Regions from separate parts of the Homo sapiens genome. Here region 1 is linked to region 2. A link is a contact called in ENCODE Hi-C or POLR2A ChIA-PET data. All regions are on one chromosome and are shown on one strand. The core of a region is the stretch at or near the end of the contact, and the rest is flanking DNA. Distances in the headings are between cores, read along the strand shown. Region 1 overlaps FASLG (Fas ligand). Region 2 overlaps DNM3 (dynamin 3).

Region 1 (5,195 bases), core at 1,823-4,322, 270 kb after region 2:
TAAGGAGTAAAAAACAAACAAACAAAACTTTTAAGTTTTGCTTGGAAGTAAATTTGTTCAGATGACCAAACTAAATCTTGAAAATTGGTACGATTCCAAATCACAAAACTGAGGGACAGTGAGGCAAAATTGCTTGGCCAAAGCCCAAGTTAGCAGAACTTCTGAGGTATTTGGATTCTCTTTCCAGGGCTTGGTTTATTTGACGATTCTGCCTCTTTTGCTTAAAGAATTTTATTTTTATTATACATCTTTTCTCTTTCTGTTTTACTAGTCTACCAGCCAGATGCACACAGCATCATCTTTGGAGAAGCAAATAGGTGAGTCTTTTTTCGCATGTACATTGAGTTCCCAAAGATGATCCTCAGCACAGAACTATGTTAATGGAATGCCTTAAATTCTGTCCCACACTTTGGTTTCTGTACACTATAAGAGGAATTCTGGCTAATTCAGAATCTCTGGTCTATGATTCCTTGAGCTGCTTTAAAAATGTGAAGTGAATTGAATTGCTCACAATCAATATAGCTGAGCACTGCACACAATTCAAAATCACTTCCACTTGACTTTGGAAAGAGACACACATATACAACCCTGGACCTTTGCCCCCTGAGAAGTGGCTCCAGGCCTGTCCCCTTCCACAGACATCCTGGTCCTGGCACACACGCCAGTGGCTGTAACTCCTGGGAAGAGAAGGCGAAATGAAGGCAGAGACAGATGTTTCTGAGAAACGTCCTTTCCTCTTTTAAATGCCCTAAAGAGATTACATTGAAGCTTTATTTACAATATGTTTTATAGGATGTAAGCTTTTAAAACATGGATAATCAATTCCCCACATTAGAATGGTTTTTCTTGAAGTCACTGAGAAGCTTAAGGGAAGACTTCAGCCATCATTCAAAGGATGTTCAGCTTCACCCACAGAGGCAGTCATGAGGTACCCTTGATCACAAAGGAAAATCCTTTGTATGGGAGCTAGGGCAAGAAGATGATAGGTTGAACACTGATCTCATGAAATTTCAGGGCATAGTTGTGCAAGCTCTGTACAGATAGATTTTACAGTGTGCTTCACTAGTCTAAGATTCATTGAAATTTTAGATTTAGATTTACAATGAGATTCATTGAATTTTTAGAGGTGGAAGGAAGCTTAGAATATATCTAGTCCAGCCATTTCATTTTTTGGAAGAGAAACAAAATACCAGATGGATTAGGTGAATATGCCCAAGACCACTGGTATGCCATTGGGGCTAGAAGGAACACAGGCTCTTGATGCCTTGTCACCTACAGGGCTTTCCAGTACTGGACTGGTGCCTCATGAAGGAGGGAAACTCCTGTCTCTCTGTAGTGAGCATGGAATAAGAAATAGATGAAAAGCAGGATACCTCTGCAAAGACTATAGGTAGATCTCATCCTTAGAAACTCAGAATAAAGAAGAAGGCAGCACTGGCCATCTATTAAGTGAAGCAAGTTCCAGTTTCTCCGGATGTGGCTACTGCACATGACCCAGTCGCCTGTCTACTATCCTAGACTGTTAAGTTCTTATATGAGCCACTGTTGGGATGCTCTGGCCCCTGCTTCTGTGTCCTAATCCTTAAATGTTAGAAAGTCCATATGTACACAAGCAGAGTGGAAATATTTGATAGAAAAGTAAAGCCTCTGGAGGACGTCTGAAATAAGATCATTTTGAAAATCTGTGGAATGTGCCTGGTCTGATAGGTATCTAATTATTCATCTTTCACCCACTCTCTGGAGTCAATTTAGTGATTAAAAGTCAAATGATCAGGTGAGTCAGATCCATCTACCCCAGTAAGCAATTATGTTCTCTAGATCAACCCAAATAAACCAGAAATTGGTAAATCATCACATGGAAATCAAATCAGTAACTTTACTAATAAGAAAAGAGATGCAAATTAAAAATAGGGAATACCAATTTTCATCAAATTAATAAAGATTAAAAAAAAACCCAGACTGACAAAGATTTGAGAGAAAAGTGCCTGTGCAAACATTAGTTTCAGCCAGTATACATGTAAATTGCTATAACTTTTTTTGAAGAGCGCTTTAGAAATACATAGCAAAAGCTTGTAACTAGTAGTTTACGTTGTAATCCTATCGCTAAGAATTTATCTTAAGAAAATAATCAGAGATGTGCCCGAAGATTTATATATAAGGATGTTCATTACTTCCTTATGAGCCTATTTATAATAAATAATTCAGAAGAAACTTGAATGCCTCATACGAGATTAGTTATATACATTATGGTGTATTCAGACAAGCACATAATAAGCAGCAACTAAAAGTGATGTATCAGAAGGACATTTAATGCTTTGGGGATTGTGCACTCTGTATTGTTAGATAAAAAGACAAGTTACAAAAGGGTATGTTTAGTTTCATACTGACTATGTAACCATGTATGCACATTTTTATATTCTTAGGAACTGGAAAGTTTTACACACTGACATACTAACAGTGATTTTCTCTGGGAGATACTATTATAGATTATTTATACTTTCTAATTTGCTCCTTTTTACATTTTCCATTTTTTTCCGGTTAACTAATTAAATCTTTTATTCATTCACATGTGTGAGGCTAGATGTTGGGTGTTGGATGCTGATTGAGGATGAGCCAGCCCAGGGGGCCTGTCCTTATGGAGCTTTTAGCAGGGGGAAGAAGCTAAACAAAAGCAAGCAAACAGACCATGCAATTCCAAAGTTGTACTAAGTACAACCTGAGAATCTTCTTTAAGGAGGTGTTGTTTACGCTAACACCTTGGGGGTCAGAAGCCCGATGAGTGAACGGCTGTGTGCATGTGCTGTGGAGTGGGGTGGGGCTGGGGGCGGGCATTTCAGCGCTGGGAACGGCACATGCAAAAACCCTGGGGCAGGAAGCACTCATAACCAGTGTCTAGGATATCCTTGCAATTTATTTATTCCAGTATAGGTACAGCAGATATTCTTAGTGAGCATGTTCTGTAAGAATAACGTTGTACTAGGCTCTGTGAGGGATATAAAGACATGCAACATGTGGTTCTCTGTTCCGTTTCCTGCCGGTGCGTGGCTGAGTGCCAGATTAGTTGCTCGGGTGGTTTGCGGTGTAGGAATGCAGAGGAGACTCAGTTTTGCCTTTCCTGTTCGCTAACACCTCCTACATGGTGGGTTGTCTTGGATGACTAGAGAGGTCATGATTGCTCAGCTAATGTTCTCTGTGGATTGGGCCATTCTCATACCATATGTGAGTTTTACAGGCTAATCACGAACCTGACATAGACAAGCATCTCCTGTGAATATTTATTGAAGTCTCAGTTAGCTGAATTCATTAGCTAAGTGGCAGCTGTCTATCTTGTCTGAAACAGTTGAAGTCAGAGAAATAGTGTCTGTTTTGAGAACTATTGTCTATCCTTCCATTTAATTTGTCCAACATTTGCTAGTAACATGCCCTGTGTTAGAAACTGGGCTTCTCTGGTGAACTCAACGTATCGTAAGGAACTTGTCGTTATTTGAGGGGAATAAGATAATTTATGTAGTTACCCCAGAGACAAGAGGAGTCAGAAATGACAAGAGAGGGGAAGACAGAGGGATCCTAGATTTCAAAAGAGGGGCAGATCATATTTGATCAAAAAAGGCTTGAGAGGGTTTCCCAAAGAAAGCGGTAATAGGTAGTCCTTATGGGATGTTTAGGAATTTGACACAGAAATCTGCTTGAAAGAACATTACGGGCAGAAGACATGGCATGAACAAAGGCACAGAGGAAGGAAAGTGGGGGTATGTGTAGGCCACAGAACTCCCGTTGTGTGGCAATGCTCAGTGGGAGTAAGGAGATAAGGCTGGACAGATGGGCTGGGATTGTGTGATGGGGATACTTGTATACGACGGCATCTTCGGGGAGGAGCAATTAAAGGTGTTTGAGGACTCAGTGATATGAGGTGATTGTCAGAGGTCTTAAGATAATTAATTTGGGGCAGATTGTAAAATGTCACTGGGGGAAGATCTGGTGACACGCAGACAGATCAGTAGTCTTCTTCAGCCTCTGTCCTGTAAGTCTTTGGAACAAGAGAATCAGAGTGGACAGAGCCCTGGAATTGGCGTCAGGAGAGCAGGGTGTGGTCCCATCTGTGATGCTGACTAGCTGGGTCTTCTTGGATTAGTCACCCAACTTCTAAGCTCATTTTGCAATCGATAAGGTGGGACAATAATACCTACCTCAAAGGGTTGTGGTGAGTTCTAAATGCAATAACTGACATGACAGCTCTTTATGAATAAATGTTTATATTAATTATGTTTTATTGTAACATTATAATTTATACATATGTCAATCTTAATTTGGTTTATTTTTTTACCTCTTTGTTTCTGAAATATAGACTACTATGAATCCTGCAGTTCAGACCTACATGATTAGTATATGTTAGACTGTTGCCATTTACGGTTTTAAAATCTTTTTTTTAAAATGATTGGATTTAAATTCCCACCAAAATAATAGTTGCTATTTCATTTTAACATATATTTTTCCTCTCTCTATGATACAGGCCACCCCAGTCCACCCCCTGAAAAAAAGGAGCTGAGGAAAGTGGCCCATTTAACAGGTCTGTATCTGGAAGGTACAGGTGAGATTTGGGAAAGCTTTTGGCAAAAGGCAAAATGGCTGCCTGGTTTCCATTACCAGGCTCTAGAGAGTTGTTACTTCCTGGAGACAGTATTTGAACCCAATAATACTAACACTTTTCTTGTCGAGTCAGTCTTATGAACACACTTTGATCCCCTATTCTCTGGGCAAGGCCCTCTTCTAAATTGGAGACCTGGAGCTGATTATGACATGACCCCTGCCCATAAGAAGCTCATTCTTTTCAGTCATTCCAAAGTCCCTTGGGGGATTGGGGGCACAGATCCAAGAGGTGAGAGATGAGAAGGTGAGGAATGAGGACTTATTTTAGTCAGTGCTTTCTTGGTTTTCTGGAAGAGCTTCACTCTGCTTTGTCCAAGAGTATAAATAGGAGTGAGAAGGGAGACTCAATCCTGGCACTTGTAGAGTTTCAATATGTGCCTGTAAAGTGGAGTGAAATGATATGGTATGGGCACTCCCATTATAAACTACATAAATAATGGAATAAATATCACAGAAAGTGGTAGGCTATTGTCCCTGGAATTATTTAGGCAGAAATTATAGAATGATCCGGTCACATCAGCAGACACTTACTGAATACCTGCTGTGTG
Region 2 (4,783 bases), core at 1,455-3,954:
GAAGCGCTTGTTGAAACTTCACCTTATTCTGTTTGTTTAATATATTCTATTTCCCCTCTGTGCTTTGCCTCCATTTTCTCTATCAAAAACTTAGAAAGTTGAAATGCCATTATCCATCATCTCTGGGAAAACAACCCTTTGTTTTCAGAGAAGGAAGTTTGATTTTTTTTTTCAAGTTTTTTACTTTCTTAAGGGTCCTTTCTCCTCTTGTATCTGAAACCAGAAACCTATAACATGACAAGACAGCACAAAAGGTGTCCCGCCAGCTCCCTGTTGGGCTTTAATATTACAAAGGCAATAACTGAACTTTTAGAGACAAGAGATTCTGCCATTCAGCATGGGCTTGTGCATAGTTTTCTTCTGGATAATTCACGACTTCATTAGCAAGTTATGATCTTGACTTTTAAGAGCATATATACTTTTATGTTAACGCCATTCAAAGGTAATCAAAGCACACTTGCAATTGTACAGAAACCATGAGTGTTCTGCTTTTAAAAAATATATATTATTGTATCTTTCCATTCCAATATAAAAGGAGAGGAAGGAGAGAGGTGGTGGAGTCATTTTTGGCCCAGCTTTTCTCAGCTGCTCAAGCTGTTCTGGTTTATGTGCATGGAGCCTTTCAGTTAGGGAGCTGGAAATATTGCAAACTACATGCCTGTTTTAATTAATTCCACTTGAACTAGAGAAGCATCTCTATCCCAAAGAGATTCACTAGTATGTATGCTTCTGTCATTGGTAACTTGAGTATACACAAATCAGTGATTTGTGGAACATTTTCTATTGCCAGAATATCTGGATTGTCACCTCCCCTCTCACCTCCACTCAACTTCTCTGAAGGGGCTAAATGCTGTTTGAAAATCCAATCCAGTGTGTATTTATTTACTTAACAAGATGATCTTAAACAGACATCACCACCTCTTTAGGGTTCCTATTCTCTTAATTGAAGATCCTGATCTTCATCAGACATTAACTTTAGAGCTGATGTAACTATTTTCAGATATAGCTTCTTAAAATTAGTTAATTGGGAATCACAGTCTTTGACATTAACGGAACAAATTCACTGAATCCGAGTGTGTTTTTCCTGGCAATAATGAACTCTGGCATTATTTCACTCATTTGTCTTCTTCCCTTTCCTTGGACTAAGCTATTTTGCAATAGTCAAAAGGGGATAAGGGTGGGAGGAAGGGTCTCCAACCAAGCAAGAAGAAACTTTTTTTTTTAACCTCATCACTCAATATTCAAGTACTTTTTTTGACCACCCTTGTTCACCAAGTATGATGGTTTCTCTTTAAAAAGACAAAACTGAATCATTCGAAAGGATTTGGGTTTTACTCCAGCTCATCAAAATGACATAAACACAATATGGAAACCAAGAAATGCTCCCTTGAAGGAGTCTCTGGTGAGCCCCTTAGTGAAGCTGATGTCCCACCCTGCAAGGGCAGTCCCAGAGTAGCATCAAGATTATTCCAGAGTGTCTCACTCATGCCCATCCCATGACTTAGGTGGCTTCCTTGACTTATGTGGCACACTTTAAGAGTTTCATTGTAATCCCACATTTTCAGTAATTTATTACAAATCGACCATGCCAAAAGATTTATTAATCCTTCTACATAGGCAATCAATGCATGCATATTCTTTTCTTTACAAAGACAAAAGCCATTTAATCCTCCTTATAATTTAGTTTAATTCTGTTTCAAATGTTTGACCTTGATGGCCTGCAGTGCTCTATCTCTTTTATGTATTTTACATATTGTTATAACTGACAATTAATATAAAGTCCCTTTCACTTAGGGATACGATCTCCTTGTTTCGGTTTTGTAGCCAGTCCCCCAAATTTTGCATGAGGACAAATTCACGATTCTTATGAGTGTGTCTTTGAATCCCTTACGTCAAGGTTTGGTGCCATGAAGGATGAAGCTGCTGAGCCCTGAAGTCGTGGGCTAAGGGTACACGGACAATTAAGCAACTTAAGTGACTAGCCTGTGTCTGATTCCCCTGCAGTCATGTACTGAAAACCTCCTGACTTACTGTCTTTTCAACAGCCCTCTAAAAGTCTGACTTCTTTTAGCAGCTGAATGTCATTTGGACAAATGAGGAACTCATCTTGTGACCTCTGATGTCAGCCAGGAGCTTTCTATTTTTCTCACCATCCTCCCCCTTTAAAAAACAAATACATAAATTTATCATTGGGCATTGTGATTTTTCATGGAACAGTTTTTATTTTTAGCAACTGGCTTTCAAAGCAAGGAAAGATGTTTTTTTAAGCATAATTACTAAGAATAGAAACAACTTTGAGGTGTTCTTTTTGATTCTTAATATTTAAGGTGTCTCATGACATTTGAAGTCTCTAAATGTCATTAATCATTTGTTGCAGGTTTAATATGAGTTGTCATGATGCTTAATATACTTTAATGAAAATAGAATTTTGGCCACATGCTGTTCATTAAAGAAAATATCCAATTTAATATAAGTCCCTCAATTAAAAATCCCATCAAAAGCCTTGTTCCAATTTCACCATGATTCTGGCTATAACACAATTATTTCATTGGAGTGAATCAATGGTTAATGTCAAAGTTTTTAATTCTTCAAGTCTTGGTTTCAATCTGGTTTAAGTGAAAGTAAAATTAGTTTGGTGGTTTCCTTCTTGAGTCTTGCAAACTTGAGTCTACCTTACACAAACATCTCCATCCTGCCACGGTTCGGATGACTGGCAGTCTGTTTAGGCGAGGCCCAGAAACAGAAAGCAAGTCTTGTGAAAGTCAGAATCTGGGAGCTTTGCAGATGCGTCAAGGTAGCCTTCAGATTGCCTCTCTGTTTTCAATGTGTCCCCTATCTCACTCTTCCAAACATCCTATGCTGTAAGAGGGTAAAAGGAAAAGGAAAATAAGAAAGGATCTACATAAGGCAAAGTACAAGTAACATAAATGCAGACAGCAGCAGTAAATATAACAATATGCTGCTGTTAGCCCAGTGGTAACTGGCATTAAGCTAACCAAACACAACTGCTTCCACATCCCATGACAAATAATAGCAAATAGCTCTGTCATTGTTCTCTTTGGGGCTCTAAATTGTTGAAGCTTCAGCCATTGCAGGGAAAGCCTTCCTGAGTTTCAGGGGACCAAGCCCTGCCCTGAGTTTCACCTGACTGATAGAGGAAAACAGCCAAGACAGGAGTCTGGCAGAGAAGCCACTGGCCAGTGAAAAATGCACAGTAGAGGATTATTATTCTTCCTGCAACCAGTCAGTAGCAAATTGTCACCAGTTGGAATCTGCTGAATATTCCTATATACAAGTTAATGTTAGCTCAAAGAAAGGGGGGTTTAAAAAAAAAAGTTTTGCCCAGTGTAAGCAGATACAGATTTGTAGATGACACACAAGCTAGTACTTCTATTTCATCACTGCACTTCGTTGTTTCCCTCACTTGTAAGAAAAGAATGATTTTTACAGGGAAACCTTCACATTCAGACAGTTCTTGTTATTTCTTGTTTTAACGACGTCAACGATTCATGGCATGACATTGCTCATAGCTCTTTCACCTCTAAATTTTATCCAAGCAACAAATTAGAAGAAAGGACTGCTGGGGAACTTCTTCCTTCTTTCTGTGAAAGATCAGAAGCAATTTTTTTTTTTTTTTTTTTGAGGCGGAGTCTCTATCACCCAGGCTGGAGTGCAGTGGCGTGGTCTCGGCTCACTGCAACCCCTGCCTCCTGGCTTCAAGCGATTCTCCTGCCTCAGCCTCCTGAGTAGCTGGGATTACAGGCGTGCACCACCACATCCAGCTAATTTTTGTATTTTGAGTAGAGATAGGGTTTCACCATGTTGCCCAGGTTGGTCTCAAACTCCTGACCTCAGGTGATCCACCCACCACAGCCTCCCAGAGTGCTGGGATTACAGCCATGAGCCACCACACCAGGCCTAGAAGCAAAATTTAAATAACGTTTACTAGAGTTGCTTTAGCCAATAAGAGCCAGGAAATTAAAAATGAAAATGTAAATGCTTCATCTTTCACTCAGAAACATGCCTTAAATGCCTACCTCCAGCAATGTAAGAAAAACATTGAGGATTTAGCTGAGAGTTTGATGGCTTTTGCTTGCCTGTCATAACTTCATTGCTGCTCAAAGGGAGAATTTTAAAACACTCGACATTGAAATCCTTTAGCTTACCATTGCCAATGTATTGTAAGTGTTGTCGGGGGGAACCCCTGAATCTAAACATATATTTACACCCTTAAGTTGCCAAATTAAATCCATCTGGCTTACCAAATGCTGTCGCCAAAAGACTGTTACACTGTTGGTGTGGCCAGTATTTTAAATGTGGGGGATGGGAGGGCAGTGTTGAAAGGCACTAGATTTGATGATAGAATTTACATGTGCATTGATGCCACATTAAGTATTTACATCAAGTTTAGATCCCATGGCAACTCTGACCAAGAAAGAATTCCTACACAAGGCAAGAAGTCTAAAGCCGCTAGGTATTTGCGCCGTCTCCTCATGGCACTTTTTGCCCTGTGACTGCTTTTCAGGCATCACAGCCACGCAATAGGCAAAACCACAAATAGCAAACACTCTAATTTCTTGAATTATTTTTTAACTATTCCCATAAGCACTAGGAAATGCCCACTCCTGTTTTCTGGTCGAAGTTATCAGCTCATGTGAATCATAGAAAGAATAAATTCTACCCAAGGACCTGAAAATATGTTAAGTCAAAATGGCAAGTAGCAAAATTCGCAGTCACTCATAATCCATAGCAAGGTAGGGTCTTCCTAACTTCAGTTGCTTAG

The links. Hi-C counts contacts between places; a loop is a spot of excess contacts on that map. ChIA-PET counts read pairs that join two places held with the same protein, here RNA polymerase II (POLR2A). Pooled maps may share reads with other maps.
Region 1: a pooled map shows a loop between it and region 2 (2.7-fold over the local background). The contact joins two enhancer-like sites. A Hi-C loop is called at or near these places in 4 of 50 pooled maps. POLR2A ChIA-PET finds 5 or more read pairs at or near these places in 3 of 52 experiments (T-cell, activated CD4-positive, alpha-beta T cell and activated naive CD4-positive, alpha-beta T cell).

The regions. Positions count from the first base shown.
Region 1 is chr1:172,659,824-172,665,018 of GRCh38, forward strand. It overlaps FASLG (Fas ligand), which reads left to right. Exons shown (of 4, transcript NM_000639.3): 2 at 272-317; 3 at 4,511-4,567. Among named protein-coding and RNA genes, the nearest start is that of FASLG, 3.3 kb to the left of the region's middle. Within about 2 kb of position 3,073, at least 4 of the 41 ENCODE cell types and tissues checked have a DNase peak (open chromatin) inside an H3K27ac peak, as active enhancers do.
Region 2 is chr1:172,391,552-172,396,334 of GRCh38, forward strand. All of the region lies in intron 20 of DNM3 (dynamin 3), which reads left to right. It overlaps LOC102724528 (a long non-coding RNA gene), which reads right to left. Exons shown (of 3, transcript XR_001738294.3): 3 at 2,200-2,859. Among named protein-coding and RNA genes, the nearest start is that of C1orf105, 27 kb to the right of the region's middle. Within about 2 kb of position 2,705, at least 14 of the 41 ENCODE cell types and tissues checked have a DNase peak (open chromatin) inside an H3K27ac peak, as active enhancers do.